Regions from separate parts of the Homo sapiens genome. Here region 2 is linked to region 1. Evidence: read pairs that join two places in POLR2A ChIA-PET (ENCODE). Cell type or tissue: PC-9. All regions are shown on one strand. Links, peaks and the distances in the headings refer to the core of each region. The heading gives the core; the rest is flanking DNA.

The links. ChIA-PET counts read pairs that join two places held together with the same protein. Peaks named below come from ENCODE experiments on the same cell type or tissue, not always from the same donor. Only the 100,000 strongest peaks of a DNase experiment are listed, where the experiment ranks them.
Region 2: POLR2A ChIA-PET joins it to region 1 with 5 read pairs; 3 of 35 experiments call an interaction of 5 or more read pairs at or near these places.

Annotation. Positions count from the first base shown.
Region 1 is chr5:58,149,206-58,157,563 of GRCh38, forward strand. No RefSeq gene overlaps it. Among named protein-coding and RNA genes, the nearest start is that of LINC02101, 31 kb to the left of the region's middle. In PC-9, for the core only: no CTCF peak of the experiment used is centred there; a DNase peak (open chromatin) is centred at 4,286; H3K4me3 peaks cover 431 bases; H3K27ac peaks cover 1,709 bases.
Region 2 is chr5:58,002,341-58,010,698 of GRCh38, forward strand. No RefSeq gene overlaps it. Among named protein-coding and RNA genes, the nearest start is that of LINC02225, 110 kb to the left of the region's middle. In PC-9, for the core only: no CTCF peak of the experiment used is centred there; no DNase peak of the experiment used is centred there.

The sequences.
Region 1 (8,358 bases), core at 1,489-6,488:
GAGCCCCATAATAGCACTGAATTTGACACAAATGTGAACTTGAAGCAGAAGGGTGCTATATGCAATGTAAGTTGCCCCAGCTTTGGTTCATTGTATGAGTGAAGCATTTGCACAGCAAGTTGAGGAATCTGTTTCAAAAAGTTTTATTCTGTGCCTGTAAGGATGCCCAGTAGGTTAGGAAAATTTTGGGAATTCCCTTCACTGGTTTTGGAAAGATGACTATGGTAACTTGGGTCAGCGAGTCATCTAGCTGAGACAGTGTAGCCAGGAGAATACCAATGCCTCCAACCATAGCATTTACATTGTTTCAACACCCAACCAGTTGCCACTAAAATAATTCCAAATAATTCCACTCAAAGGAGTGGTCGTGGTTATGTCCAAATCTCTGTGGGCCTGCTCCCTGCTCTCAGCCAGCCCTTTGGGGAAACTGAAGTGCCACTTCACAGAGCCCCGCCCTGGTATGAAATTCCAGAGCACTTACACTTGTGTTTAATGATAATAATTAAGGTTTATAAGAGCTCTTCAGTGCAGACAGATGATGTATTTTATTACTGATGCAGTAGCATATCATTTCTTAGACCAGAACATCTCCTAGTGTAAAGTATTCCAAATCTGTGCCTTGCGCAGAAGTGCACGGATGTACCCAAACATAATATTTTTCATACACTCAGGTGCTTTGTGTTCAGCAGTTTCTGGCGGACAGATTAAAAAGACCTCCTGGAATCTGTGTGAACTGCAGAGGAGGAGCTGACTCATGGGGCTGTCCCCTAGGTACTACTGCTTTAGGTGAATCGGACCAGCTAAGGCTTGGAAAAGCAGATAATGTGATGTGATATGGGGAAGAGGGAAGTAGCCCTTGACCAAAAGCAGGCCCTTGGGCCAAGATAAGTCTTGCAGAAAACCCCATACAACAAGGGGAGGCACCTGGGAATATTTCCTGGCCCTGCATATACATCCTGCTTTGTTTCTAAACACGGTTCCTGGCACAGAATAGGTGTTTGCAGGTTGGATAAAGATGCGTTTCAGCTCACTGGCATTGAATTCTCATTTAGAATGAGCCTTAGCTGGGGCCAGAATTAAGCAGGATTATAAACTTCACAAAACCTTTGGAATAGTTCTTATTAAACCCTAGACTTTGCCCCGACTACTTTGTTCTCATCCAGCTCCTCATCCAACTCTCTAGGACTTGATGCAGTTCTCTCACGTGGCAGAATCCACCACTTTGGCCTCCAGACTGCTGTCTCCCAGAGCCCTCCCTGGGTGATACTTGTTGCGTTTTCCCATGTCCCATGTCCTCTGCATCCTGCTCTAGCTAGACCACCAGGCTGACATCAGAGCTTCCCAACCCACATGCCTCTGCACAGCATTACAAACATGAAGGGTGATCTGAAATGGTCATCTCTCGGCTTTAGGGACAGGCAGGGCCCAGAATATGAAAGCCATTCTTTCCTATATCCCCATCCCATTCAGCTTCTAGCCACACACAGCTTGGTCGATTGGGCCCAGTAAGTCATATAACTAATATCATTTTCTGAGTGCTATGAGTGAAAAGATTTCAAAGACCCTGGTAATTGCTGTCAATATCATCAAGGAATGCAAATGGCTATCCACAGTGGTTTTTAATCACTGGTGTGTATCAAATTTACTGAATGATTTTTTTTTTAAATGTGATGATGACTTTTCCCTTGCACCTGAAATTCTGATTTAGCTAATGTGGGAACTGAGAAATGGATTTGAACGAACTCTCCAAGCAATGTTTATGCACACTGTATTTGTCAAGATAGACTAGGCATTTGTAGCAAATAATATTCAAATCTGGAGGTTTTATATCTTGCTCATGGTGCATGTGTTTCCAACAATATTCTGTATCTGTACTGGATGAGGGGTGGAGGGAATCACTCAAAGTATGCAGATGGCCTGGGGCTCCATCATCTTACAACACTTTCCTCCAGCAAGTGCCTGCAGACCTGGCAAAGGCAAGGGGAGAAAGAACTGGAGATTTGTAGTTGGAGTTTTAATTGACTAGAACTGGTCACATGGCCCTGCTCAGGGGCCAGGGCTGAGATGTGTGGGAGCAGATGGAGATTCAGTGCGCAATGCCTCCAGAAACACCACTGGCAGGGCATTTACTTTCCCCAGCAAGAGAATCTCGTTCTGATAGGGGATCCTGGAGACAATTCCATAACTCCAAATGCCAACTTCTTGATCAAGAGGAGTAATGGAGGGCTAAGGGGGGATACAAAATGGAGAGTGCCTTTCTGGGTCATTCAAACTGTATCACTTGGTATCTTCCACTGCTCAAGGCTGAATATGCCCACCTGCAGAAATGATATGTAAACATTAAAACATTTGTAGTGTTTTAGTTGGTAGTTATTTAAAAGAATAATTTTATATTATTAATAAAACATATTAAATTTATTTAAAAATTTATTTAAGATGTATACAATTTATTTAAAATAAAATTAAAATACAATCAGAAACTTACTATTTAACGAACCAATTGGACCATCTAGTCCAGGGGTTGGCAAAGTTTTTCTCTAAAGGTCCAGATTATAAGTATTTTGGTCATTAACAAAAAACAACCATGGATGATATATAAATAATTAAGTATGGTTGTGTCTTCATAACATTTTATTAAGGGACACTGAAATTTGAATTTTATACAGTTTTCCTATGTCATGAAATATTAATTTTTTGATTTTTTTCAACCATTTAAAATGTGAAAGTCATTCTTACCTTGCAGGGATACTAAAACAGGCACCAGGCTGACTTTGACCCTTTAGTCTGCTGAGCCCTCATCTTGTCAAATCCCCTCCTAATACAGATGAAGAAACTGAGGTTCATGGAAGTGAACTGACTTTTTCAAAACCACAGAGAAAGTAAGAAGGGTAGAGTCCTTCTAGGATTTTCCCCACTATTCCTCACTGTATTTCTTCTCCAAGCATGAATATGAGCTAAGAGAAAGAGATGTTTCCTCTATGGAACCTAGACATATTAGGAAATGAGGTGTGGGGAGTAAGAGGAGAGTCCGGGCTGAGATGGAGGTTACAGTATAGGCAGCCCGCATACCACCCTCCTCGCTTAAATCAGGAAGAATTAGATAACCTGGATAGACCAATAACAAGCAGTGAGATTGAAATGGTAATTTTAAAATTACCAAAAAAAAAAAAAAAAGTCCAGGACTAGACGGATTCACAGCAGAATTCTACCAGACATTCAAAGAAGAATTTGTACCAACCTTTTAACACTATTTCCACAAGATAGAGGAAGAGGGAATCCTCCCTAATTCATTCTATGAAGCCAGCATCATCCTAACACCAAAACCAGGAAAGGACATAAAAAAAAAAAAAGAAAACTACAGACTGATATCCCTAATGAACATAGATGCTAAAATCCTTAACAGAATACTAGCTAACTGAATCCAACAACATATCAAAAAGATAATCCACCATGATCACGTGGGTTTTATACCAGGGATGCAGGGATGGTTTAACATACGCAAGTCAATAAATGTGATACACCACATAAATAGAATTAAAAACAAAAATTACGGCCGGGTGCGGTGGCTCACGCCTATAATCCCAGCACTTTGGGAGGCCGATACAGGCGGATCACGAGGTCAGGAGATCGAGACCATCTTGGGTAACACGGTGAAACCCCGTCTCTACTAAAAATACAAAAAATTAGCCAGGCATGGCGGCAGGCACCTGTAGTCCCAGCTACTCGGGAGACTGAGGCAGGAGAATGGCGTGAACCCGGGAGGCGGAGCTTGCAGTGAGCCGAGATCGTGCCACTGCACTCCAGCCTGGGCGACAGAACAAGACTCCATCTCAAATAAATAAATAAATAAAAGTAAATAAATAAATTACCCTGATCATCTCAATAGATGAAGAAAAAGCATTCAACAAAATCCAGCATCCCCTTATGATTAAAACTCTCAGCAAAATTGGCATTCAAGGGACATACCTCGATGTAATAAAAGCCATCTATGACAAACCCAGAGTCAACATAATACTGAATGGCGAAAAGTTGAAAGCATTCCCTCTGAGAACTGGAACAAGACAAGGGTGCCCACTCTCACCACTCTTCTTCAACGTAGTACTGGAAGTCCCAGCCAGAGCAATAGAACAAGAGAAAGAAATAAAGAGCATCCAGATTGGTAAACAGGAAGTGAAACTGTCACTGTTTGCTGATGATATGAACGTTTACCTCGAAAACCCTAAAGACTCCTCCAGAAAGCTCCTAGAACTGATAAGAGAATTCAGCAAAGTTTCCGGATACAAGATTAATGTACACAAATCAGTAGCTCTTTTATATGTCAACAGTGACTAAGCGATGAATCAAATCAAGAACTCAGCCCCTTTTACGTTAGCTGCAAAAAAAAAAAAAAAAAGGAATATACTTACCCAAGGAGGCGAAAGACCTCTACAAGAAAACTACAAAACACTGCTGAAAGAAATCATAGACACAAACAAATGGAAACACATCCCATGCTCATGGATGAGTAGAATCAATATTGTGAAAATGACCATACTGCCAAAAGCAGTCTGCAAATTCAATGCAATCCCATCAAAATACCACCATCATTCTTCACAGAATTAGAAAAAAAATTCTAAAATTTATATGGAACCAAAAAAGAGCCTGCATAGCCAAAGCAAGACTAAGCAAAAAGAACAAATCTGGAGGCATCATACTACCTGACTTCAAACTATACTATAAGGCCATAGTCACCAAAACAGCATGGTACTTGTATAAAGATAGGCACATAGACCAGTGAAACAGAATAGAAAACCCAGAAATAAGCCCAAATACTTACAGCCAACTGATCTTTGACAAAGCAAACAAAAACATAAAGTGGGAAAAGGACACCCTTTTCAACAAATGGTGCTGGGATAATTGGCTAGCCACATGTAGGAGAATAAAACTGGATCCACACCTCTCACCTTATACAAAAATCAACTCAAGATGGATTAAGCACTTAAATCTAAGACCTAAAACTATAAAAATCTAGAAGATAACATTAGGATAACCCTTCTAGACATTGGCTTAGGAAAGGATTTCATGACCAAAAACCCAAAAGCAAATGCAATAAAAAACACATAAATGGCTGGGACTTAGTTAAACTAAAGAGCTTTTGCATGGCAAAAGGAACTGTCAGCAGAGTAAACAGACAACCCACAGAGTGGGAGAAAATCTTCACAATCTATACATCTGACAGAGGACTAATATTCAGAATCTACAATGAACTTAAACAAGTCAGTAAGAAAAAGGCAAATAATCCCATCAAAAAGTGGGCTAATAATATGAATAGACAATTCTCAAAAGAAGATATACAAATGGCCAACAAACATATGAAAAAATGCTCAATATCACTAATGATCAGGGAAATGCAAATCAAAACCACAATGTGGTACCACCTTACTCCTACAAGAATGGCCATAATCAAAAAATAAAAAACTAGATGTTGGCATGGATGCGGTGATCAGGGAACACTTCTATACTGCTGGTGGGAATGTAAACTAGTACAGCCACTATGGAAAATGGTGCAGAAATTCTTTGAAAAACTAAAAGTGGAACTACCATTTGATCCAGCAATCCCGCTACTGGGTATCTACCCAGAGGAAAAGAAGTCATATGAAAAGGATACTTGCACACGCATGTTTATAGCAGCACAATTTGTAATTGCAAAATTGTGGAACCAATCCAAATACCCATATGGAACCAAAAAAGATTATCCACCATCAATCAATGAGTGGATAAAGAAACTGTGAGATATATATTTATGATGGAATACTACTCAGCAATAAAAATGAATGAATTAATAGCATTTGCAGCGACCTAGATGAGATTGGAGGCTATTATTCTAAGTGAAGTAACTCAGGAATGGAAAACCAAACAATATATATTCTCACTGATACGTAGGAGCTAAGATATGAGGGTGCAAAGGCATAAAAATGATACAATGGACTTTGGGGACTTGGGGGGAAGTGTGGGAGGAGGGCGAGGGATAAAAGACTACAAATATAGTGCAGTGTATACTGCTCAGGTGATGAGTGTACCAAAATCTCACAAATCACCGCTAAAGAGCTTACTTATATAACCAAACACCACCTGCACCCCAATAACCTATGGAAAAATAGAAAAATTAAAAAAAATTTAAAGTGTCACGTGGCTATTCTATTACCTGCACTAGTGAATTAAAGGTTTTTTTTTTTTTTAATTTGGGAATTAAGAACCCTAACATACTGGAAAACTATAACTTTCAAATTTGGAAGAGATATTAGAAGTTATCAAACCTAATTTCCAGATGAGAAGAACTAGTTCCTAAATGGATTTTAATCAAGACAGAGCTACAGCTAAAACCCAACCCAATTAAGGTCAGTGGTCTTTCTGCTACATTTCCTCCCATTATCCTTGAGACTTTCCTGGCATGGTTTATAAGGTCTCAATAAAGGACATTCATTATCTTTCACTTTTGAGAAAACAGTACTTTTCTGCATAGCAAAGTCATCTACTCAGCTCGTGTAGTTCTCCACATCCTTATGGAGCTGCTTCTAACGCACTTAGAGGGCCTGATAATGCAGCAAGAGATGCTTGGTATCCATTGCCCAGCAGTAGCTAACATAATTCCTGGCAGTAGTAGGTCCTCAATAAGTGGCTGACAATAGATAAAATATGTAAATTTATGTGAGCTCCATGAACTATTTTCATGCATATTCATTAGGATAAGTTTGTCTGAACTAGCAAACTGAACTAAAGTTTCCATGGTAATCTTTTTTGCACTTTCCAGCTATAACATATTGGGGGATTTTGTTTTTAATCCTTCAACAACTCTCCAAAGTTTAATATGCTATAATCTCTTTTGGGATCCAGGCTGTTTTATTTGTCTCTTCAGATCTAGAACAGAACCTGGTACTTAATATATCCAAATTGAATGAATGAACTGTCCTTCATCTTCCCCTCTCCATCTTCCACATCCTTGCCTTTCCTTTCTTCTCCACACACTTCCAGGGGCCCTCATTTGCTCCTTGTAGAGCTTGTACATGTCACAAAGCTGAGGACTCCCACAGTGTTTGTACATATATACAGGGCCCTGCATGCCACATGATAATTCAGACAGAGGACACGGAATCTGTGTCAGTGCAGCTAGCGCTAGTGCTGCGTTCAAAATGAGTCCTTGTAATTCTGCCCATAGCAAAAAGTGATGCAGCTGATATCAGCTGTGGCTCTGAGATCCTATGTTGGCCGCCCCTCTGTTCTCCCTCCTCCTCATCAGCCTCCTCTTCATTTTATTCCTATGTCACTGCTGGTGCATGCATGCGTCATTGGCAACCTCTCGCTGTGGCTGGAACATCGCTTCATCTATGAATAGATTTTAACAGCCTCCTTCAAGCTTCCTCTCAGGGCTGAGTTGACTCAGCCACGCTGGGAGTAGGGAATGCTTTGACTGACAGCTAGCTTTACCATCCTAAGGTGCCATGGTGTGGATATAAAAAGAGAGGTGCAAGAGGACCTAAGGATGTGGCTTAAAGGAAGCCCTCCTGAAAAAATAAATCCATCATGGCAAACTAAGAGAAGTAAAAAAGGAAGACAGGCAGTAGCTGGAGAGCTATAGTAGGTTGTTATGGATGAAGTGATAGTTTGGGATATGAAATTAGTGATTTAAAAAAAAGACATCTCTCAGATTTGGCTTTGATCTGAAGATTAAAAAGAAATTGCTTCTCTTGAGAAAGGATATTTAAGGAGCCAATTTGCAAGTAGCCAAGCTGGAGGAAAGAGGATTTCCAGAAGCAAATCCAGGTCATCTGTTTAGAATTGATGGGTGCTTATTGTCTCTCACACTGAATTCACAGCTACTGCCTTTAATTAGTAACAGGAACACAGTCATAGCAGCCGCCAGCTGCAAAACCTGCCTCTGTGGGCTTTCAGAGACAAGAGGGACCATTTCTGGCTCAGGCAGACACAGCTGCTTCACGCACCCGGAATGTGTGGGAAAAACCCGGCTTGAGCCTTATGTAGGATAAAACAAGCCAAAGAGGTTTTTCCAGATAGAGGTAACCTCATGGCTGCTTATTAATAGGACAATGGATTCACCCTATAGAAATGTTTGGTGGTGTCTGCTTAATTGTTCTCAGGCAGTTATTACTGCAATTAGGGACCTGTGACATTGCAAAACCTCGTCTAGACTAGTACGTATTAAAAAGAACCTGTTTTTGATTGCTTTTTGTTGGAGAGAGCAGATAAACAGTTTGCCTTGGAGTCTCACGCATGTGTGTACTCAGTCTCTCTCTCTCTCTCTGAACTACAGCTTTTGTGGCTTTTCATGCAAGTGAAGTATTTTGAGGGGCACAACCAGCA
Region 2 (8,358 bases), core at 1,587-6,586, 150 kb before region 1:
GCATTTGATAAGTACAATAGTTCCCCTTTATCCTCAAGGGGTTTATTTCAAGACCCCAGTGGATGCCCAGAAGTATGGTTAGTACTGAGCCCTATATATACTATGTTTTCTCAGTCTGATAACTGAGAGGGCTACTGAGTGACTAATGAGCAGGTAGCATATATAGTGTGGATACTCTGGACAGAATGGATGATTCACGTCCTGGGCGGAACGGAGCAAGAGGGTGAGATTTCATCATGAATTCAGAATGGCACTTAGTTTAGAACTTATGAATTGTATATTGCTGGAATTTTCTACTGAGTATTTTTGGACTGCAGATAACTGAAATAGTGGAGAGCAAAGCCATGGATATGAGGAAAATACTCTATATTGAGTTTTGAGCCTACACACTTTGAGGGAAGCAGTTAATACATTTAGTAATGATAGAAAAAGAAAGATTGTAAGATTTGAAACCATTTTGAGGTGGCGAAGAGCCACCTGGGGTTTCTGCTATGGGAGCATGACCCACTCACCACTTCCTAGTCACCATTTCATTTTAGATATGGGGGCTCCATGGGCAGAGGCAGTTTTTGAGGGGCTCTTTCCCAGGATTTTGTTCACATAATTTGACATGGGATAAGCTCAGGGTCAATAGTAACCTATTGGTTTAATCCAAGTAGGTTTAATCGTAATCCAATAGTAAACTAATCCAAAAACTTAATAACAAAAAATGTGAATTGTTAATGGTTTGTCTAAAATAGAAGACATGTATTTTAAATTTAAATCCTAGCAGGCTGTTTCTAACACCAATAGCCTACTCTTACTTTCTTGTACACTACATTGACCTTCAGAGCTCTGGTCCAGAGATTCTCTCGGTGAGGGTCTTGGTAGTAACATTCCATTGCAGACTCACTAGACAAAGAAAATTGTCTAGTATGCAACACTCCTTGAAAGGAAATAATGAAAGATAAAGAGCTCAAAGGAAGGCAGCCATAATAACTGAAGTTTTTTTCTTTTTTTTCTGGAAGGGCTCTATTCTGAAGCACTACAAGAGGAAACAGACTGGAACGACAAAGCTGAATAGAGAGACCTATGGAAGACAGAGAACTACAGAAATCTATTCTTTATATATAAGTTAAGGCAAAACAAATATATCAATTTTACTAAAGCTTTTCAATACTTAGACCCTGACATGTGTAAATGTGAATAAACATATATATACATACAAATATGCACCTTTAAAATAAAATAAGAGTGTAACTTGGTGATGAGAAAAAAGAGAAGCAGTAATAGCCAAAGTGTGGACTCGGAAGGGAAGAAGAATGAGGTGGAGGCTTTCTTTCTTTTTCTGGCCTCAAGTTTCCATATGGAGAGACTTCATACTGTAGAAATATCTATCTACTACCAATTTGAGATCCTCCCCCAAATCCTTACTCACTCCTTCCTAGGGGAAGAATCATGGTTTATCTGATTCATCATCACACTTTAGAGTTATTGAACTTTACCACTGATTAACAAATTAATCTGGTGAGCAAATAATCAGAGTAAAATGATACAACATTTAATTAGATGTAAACTACAAGGCATCTGGTGTCACCTAGGAAAGAAACAGGTGTCAGTGGTGACATATTTCAACCCTATTGCACAAATTCAGCAAGAGAACACCCACAATCCACATGTTACTGTGTTTGCCACACCTACGTTATTATGGGAATCAGGAAATCTGGAGTGACTGGCACTAAGATATTAAATAGAAATCTGGAAGTTACTATCATTTATATTGTCTTCCTATGGAATTCTCATATGTGCAGGTAAGTGTCCCAAAGGGAAGAAAATTGTGCTTGGTTTGATGGCTATAATTGACATTGCATAGGGTGATCTACTCAAAAGACAATGCAAATTCAATACCAATAAGTTGAGTAATAGGGTAAAAGGACAAACCAAAAGCTTGTACATTTTTATTGTTCTTACTGGATGTATGTACTTATGTACATGTATGAATATGAAAATATTATAAGTAGAGATACTTTAAAATGTGTATCAATGTGTGCACATTCATATTTATAAGATCTATAATATACAAGTATATATTATATATACTATATATAAGTATATATTTATATATTATGTAAGTATATATTATATATTATAAGTATATATAATATATAGCTATACATAATATATACTTATTATATTATATATTTTATATATTTATATAATATCTTTGCCATAAAAAATACATTATGGAAAATTTGAAACACATACAAAAGTAGAGACAATGGTATAATGAATACCCCATGTACCGATAACCCAGGTCAACAATTATCTTCTCATTGCTAATTTATTTCTTTTGTACCCCTACCCATTTTCCCCTTTCCCCTTCCTGATTATTTCAAAACAAATCCCAGACATGATATTATATCATCTGTAAGTATTCTAGTGTTTGTTTCTAAAAGGCAAGAACCCCACTTTTAAATATAACCACAACACCATCATTACATTTCACCCCCTACCTTTCATTATGTGAAGTCAACAATAATTCCTCAATATCACTAAATAGCCAGTCAGGGTTCAAACTTCAGTTGTCATACAAACGTTGTTGCTTTTTAATAGTTCATCTGCATTGGAATTGAATTGAATTGAAATAGAAAAAGTTCCAGATCTGAGGTTGGCTAAAGGTCTCTTAAGAGCCTTTTACTCTACAAGTTCCCTTTCACCTTTTTATTTTTCTTGAAGTTTTTTGTTTGTTTATTTTTGGTTGTTGTTGAGGGAAACAGGTTGCTTGTCCTGTAGTGTTTCTCATGTCCTGGAATTTAATATTGCATACTCTTAGTCTCATCCAATGTGTTTCTCTCTTATGAACTGACACTTATCTATAGGTTTAATCAAATTAAAAGTCAATATTTTGGCATGACTTTATTATAGAAGGTATTGTTTACTTCTATCAGGAACTGAATCATATCTACTTGTCTTTCTTTTTTAATGTTAGCAGCTATTGATATTTATTTTCTGGGTCTATTCATTTAGTATGGGATATAAAATGATTACACATCTTCTTCATTTGGTAACAAAAACTTTCCCTCATCAAATTGTTTGTTTACCTTATGATACAATTTGTATGTGAATAAATACTTACTTCCCTTTATCATTTTTTAAAATAGCAAATTGGTGGTGACCAATTTTTTCCTTCTGAATAAAATCATTAATTCATAAATTTAAGTATATTTGATATACTTTAGTCTGCAAAAGTTATTATCTTTGTTGACATTAATATTGCCCCATCTTTGCATAATGAGAGCTTACTATTGTTGGTTCCAGGGTCTTTTTGACGTAAATCTAGCAGTCATTGATAGCTTTATATTTTATTACAATAAGATAGTCCAAGCTTGTCCTGTATTTCCTAACTCAGAGCTAGTATTGCCTATCTTTCAAAATATTCTTCATTCCTTTTTTATGGAAATGGTATTTACAGACCAAAATCTAGGCCCTCATCACTACTGGGTCAATCTTTTGTCTAAGATTTTTTGTGGATTCAGTTAGATAGTACATGTTAATTTAAATACTAATACATGCAAATAAAATTAAGAACTACAGGGTTTTGACTTAACCTTAACCATCTTGTATTACCTTTCTTCACATCAAAACTTCTAGTATTCAAGGAAGCTAAAATAATCACTCAATAGCTTTATTTATTTATATTATATATAACACTCATAACAGGCCTAAAACTCCCTTTAATAATATGATTGCTGAAAAACAGTTTAAGATTTGTTTACAACTGTGTGTACTTGGGGATGTACTCTCAAATTACTGTGTTTTAGTCATTTGGAATAGTTTCTATCTTGGTTCCACCAGCTGGGTACACAGATTCATTTTGATACATTTTGCCTTGATGTTTAGGGCTTACTTTTAAGTTTCAATTTTATTTTATAAATATGTAAAATATGTATGTGGTTCTAAAATCAAATCCATAAAACAACTTATATTCATAAAAGTTTTACCTCTATTTTTGTCTTTTCCATATAACTCTCTCCCTATTTAGATAACTCTGTTACATCATTACTACTTTGTAATTAAGACACACACATAGGCATATACAGGCATTAACTAGCAGCATACTATATGATCTGGTTTGGCTGTGTCCCCACCAGAATCTCATCTTGAATTTCCATGTGTTGTGGGAGGGACCTGGTGGGAGGTAATTGAATCATGGGGACAGGTATTTCCCAGGCTGTTCTCATGATAGTGAATAAGTCTTACAAGATTTGATGGTTTTAAAAGCAGGAGTTTCCCTGCGCAAGCTCTCTCTTTGCCTGCTGCCATCCATGTAGATGTGACTTGCTCTACCTTGCCTTCTGCCATGATTGTGGGGCCTCCTCAGTCATGTGGAACTGTTAAGTCCATTAAACCTCTTTTTCTTCCCAATCTCGGGTATGTACTTATCAGCAGTGTGAAAATGGACTAATACACTCTACATACTTTTTCACCTTCCTTTCTGATTTAACTACATATTCCTGAGATTATTCTATAGTAATATATAGATATATTAACCTTTTCTATGATAGGTACATAGATTTCTATTGTGTTGATATACCACAGTTTCTTCAATCTATCCTTCACTGTTATTTGAACTTTGTTTACAGACATAAAAGATATATTCTAGTCCTTAAAAAAAAGCTATATTTGGCAGGGTGTGGTGGCTCCACCTGCAATCCCAGCAGTTTGGGAGGCTGAGGCGGGTGGTTCACCTGAGGTTAGGAGTTCAAGACCAGCCTGGCCTACATGGTGAAATCCTGTAGTAAAAATACAAAAAAATTAGCTGGGCATGGTGGCGGATGCCTGTTATCCCAGCTACTTGGGAGGCTGAAGCAGGAGAATCGCTTGAACCTGGGAGGCAGAGGTTGCAGTGAGCTGCGATCCCACCACTGCATGCCAGCCTGGTCAACAGAGCAAGACTGTGTCTCAAAAAAAAAAAAAAAGAAAAAAGAAAAAATATATATTCAAGCCCCGGTACTTGTAAATGTGACCTTATTTGTAAATAGGGTTTTTGCAGATATAATCAAGTTAAGATGAGGTCATCCTCCTATGTTAGTTAGGCCCTAATTCAATATTTTGGTGATCTTATAAGAAGAGGAGAGAAGCCAACAGGGAGAAGATAGCCATGTGAGACAGAGACAGAGATTGGAGACAAGAACTGCCAAGGACTGTCAGAAACCAGAAGAGGCAAGGAAAGATTCCTTCCTACAGGTTTCAGAGGGAGTATGGCCCTATTGATAGCCTGATTTTAGATTTCCAGCATTCAGAACTGGGACACAATTTTTTGTTTGTTTGTTTTTTTAAACCACATAGTTTTTTACACCATAGTTATTACTTTTTTACAGCAATCCTGGGAAACTAATATACTTACTGATTGCCATTTTGGTAGTTTCTAGTCTTCTGCTCTTGGAAACAATGCTGTGATGAAAATCTTTGTAAATACATCATTTTATATATTTTTTCCAGAGTACTTTGCAGTGGAGTTTTGGAAATGAGATTGCTGGTCAAAGGGTAAATACATAGGTAGTTTTGGAAGACAGTCTCAAATTCCCTTCTATACGGGTTTTATTATTTTGCTTCGTGAGCAATAATTTTCAATGTGCCTATTTCCTTACACTTAAAATTTTGCCCATCTGATAGGTGAAAAATTATTTTTCAATATAGTTTTAATTTTAATTATCTCTTATTGGTAAGGCTGACTGTATTTTCATATGGTTAACAGCCATTTGATTTCTTCTGGTCGGGGTACTATCTGTTCATATATTTAGCCCATTTTTCTATGAAGGTAAGTCCCCCTTCCCATCTAGAGTTATTTTTATATTGGAATTATTAATTATTTGAGATATGTTAAATACCCCAGTTCGTTTTTTGTCTTTTTATTTGCTTATGATGTTTTTTCATTTATTTATTGCCATCCTTAAGACATTTTAAAGTCTTTATTTCTTGAATTCACCAGTGATATATAATCAGTTCATGGAGAAAAGATACTTTTATTAAGAATAAAGCTAACATAGAGGACTTTTTAGACGGTCTTCCAGATTTTTTTATAATGTAATGGTATATTATTGGTTTTATGCTTAAAGTTGATTTTGAGGAATTCTGACACAATTCTAAGTTGCATGGCTTATAGCACTCAGAAAGATAAAGGAATCTTTGCTTGAATTAACACTTTCTCATCAGCCTTTGGTGTATGGATAGAAAGTACCAGATTATCTATTAGTAAGAAACGAATCAGCACTTACACATTTGAAAAATACATTCACTGTTTAAAATTTACTCAGTTGACATTTAAATATGCCACACATATTCTTTAGCAATTCAACTTTTATCAAACACTAAACATTTATTGTCTGTTGCCTATGAACATGTGTCTTCTTCCAAGTGAATTTATCATCTAAAACTGGTCTATTTTACCCAGATCCTACAAGTAATTATCTCTACAAGCTTCAGCAAATGCGCTTTTAGTTCCTGTCTGTGTAAGATGAGGTGGCTAGAATAAAATATTCTAAAGCTCATTTCAACTCTAAAATATATTAATCTGCTTCTGTAGTAAGGATCTCACATTTCTTAGGAAACCCTTGAATAGATCTTATCTCTTTTCATTTAGACAAAATTAATTTCAGCACCTCTTGGTTGATAGATACAAAAATGGAACTTCACATAGTTCCATTCCCTTTCTGCCATGCAGAGTGAATGGCCTGAGAACACATTTATAACTGAGAGGTAGGGGAGCAGGCTGACTCACCTGCAGGGCCTTGACTTCTGTAGATACCCAGCTCCTTCAGGAAGCGCTGAGGAGTGCTCTCATCCTCCCTCCAGGAGGGAAGGAAGACAGGCAAGAGGAGGAGAGGAGGTTCACCAGATTCCTCCTAAGCTGACATTGTCCCTGATAATTTCTATGGCCCAATTTGGAGCCTCAGCTTCAGTAAATTCTGACAACTCAGGATAAAAGGACCCCACCACGTTGTGCTCCCCTATGACCTATTCTTTTCTTTCATGCAAGTTATATTTAAAAACCATGTATTTTATGTTTGTTTATGTGTTTACTGCTTGCCTTTGGGACAAGATTGTAAGCTCTCTAAGGACAGGGATCAGATATTGTTTTATTTTAAACAAATGCATATGTAATTAATTTTATATTTTAAATTTATTGTTATTGCATTTTCCATTTGAATTTATTATTTAATAATTTTAATAAATTGTAATAATGAATGTGATTGTAGCTAATTCTCATTATTTGGGGATTCCCTATTTGTGAGTTTACCTATTCACTAAGATTTATTTGTAACATCCAAATCAATACTCCCAATGCTTAGTAGTCATTGCTGGACATACCATGTGCAGAATGGGGAAAAGCAAAGTGGCCTGATGTGCACATTCCTGGTTGAGGGTCCCAGCTGAGGTTGAACAAGATGACATTCTCTTATTATTTCAGGTCTCATACTGTAAACAAGTGTACTTTCTGTGATCTATTTAATGCTACATTTTTCACATTTTTGTGTTTTATTATTGATAGTTTTCTTGCTTAAAATGGCCCTCAGGCATAGTGCTGAAGTGCTATCTAGTGTCCTCAAGCACAGGAAGCCTATGACGTGCCTTACAGAGAAAGCACTCATGTTAATAAGCTCCTTTCAGGCATGAGTTCTGTGTGGTTGGCTGTGAGTTCAATATTAATGAATAGACAATATATGTTTTGCATGGTGTCTTTAAACAGAAACATAAAACATACAACAAGCAACAAGGCTATGTATTGATTATTTGATTAAAACGTTGTGACAAGAGGCTCCCAGGAACCCAACCCTGTATTTCCTCTCCGTGACAATGATTCAGTATGTGCTAATTCAGTATTCACAGAGACTCTATAGAACATAACTACTTCAAATAATGAAAATTAACTGTGTTTAATTTTTATTTTTCTTTTAAATGAATGAATATCAATGTAATAAATATTTATACCTGTCATATAGTTGGTTACTAATAAATGTTTATCAAATGAACAATTAAATGAATGTTGATTGTGATCAGAACCGTGATCTTGATAAAAGGGTTTTTTCCCTTTAATTAGTGGTTACAGTCAATAGACACTAATGCGTGGGTTGCATTGTGCCATGTGAAAAGGACATATGTCATAGCTTAGCTCTACCATTTACTGGCTGAATTTCCTCAACCAAATCCTTTAACATTCATGCCTCCATTTTCCTTTTCCCATCCATGAAAGAATGATTATAAGAAACTTGCTTTTGAAGAGCACTATGAGGTTTTAGCCAAAATCTTTTCATAAATAATTACAAAAGCACTTTCCAGGCTAGTGATCATTATTTAAGACAAGATTGCAGGTCTGGA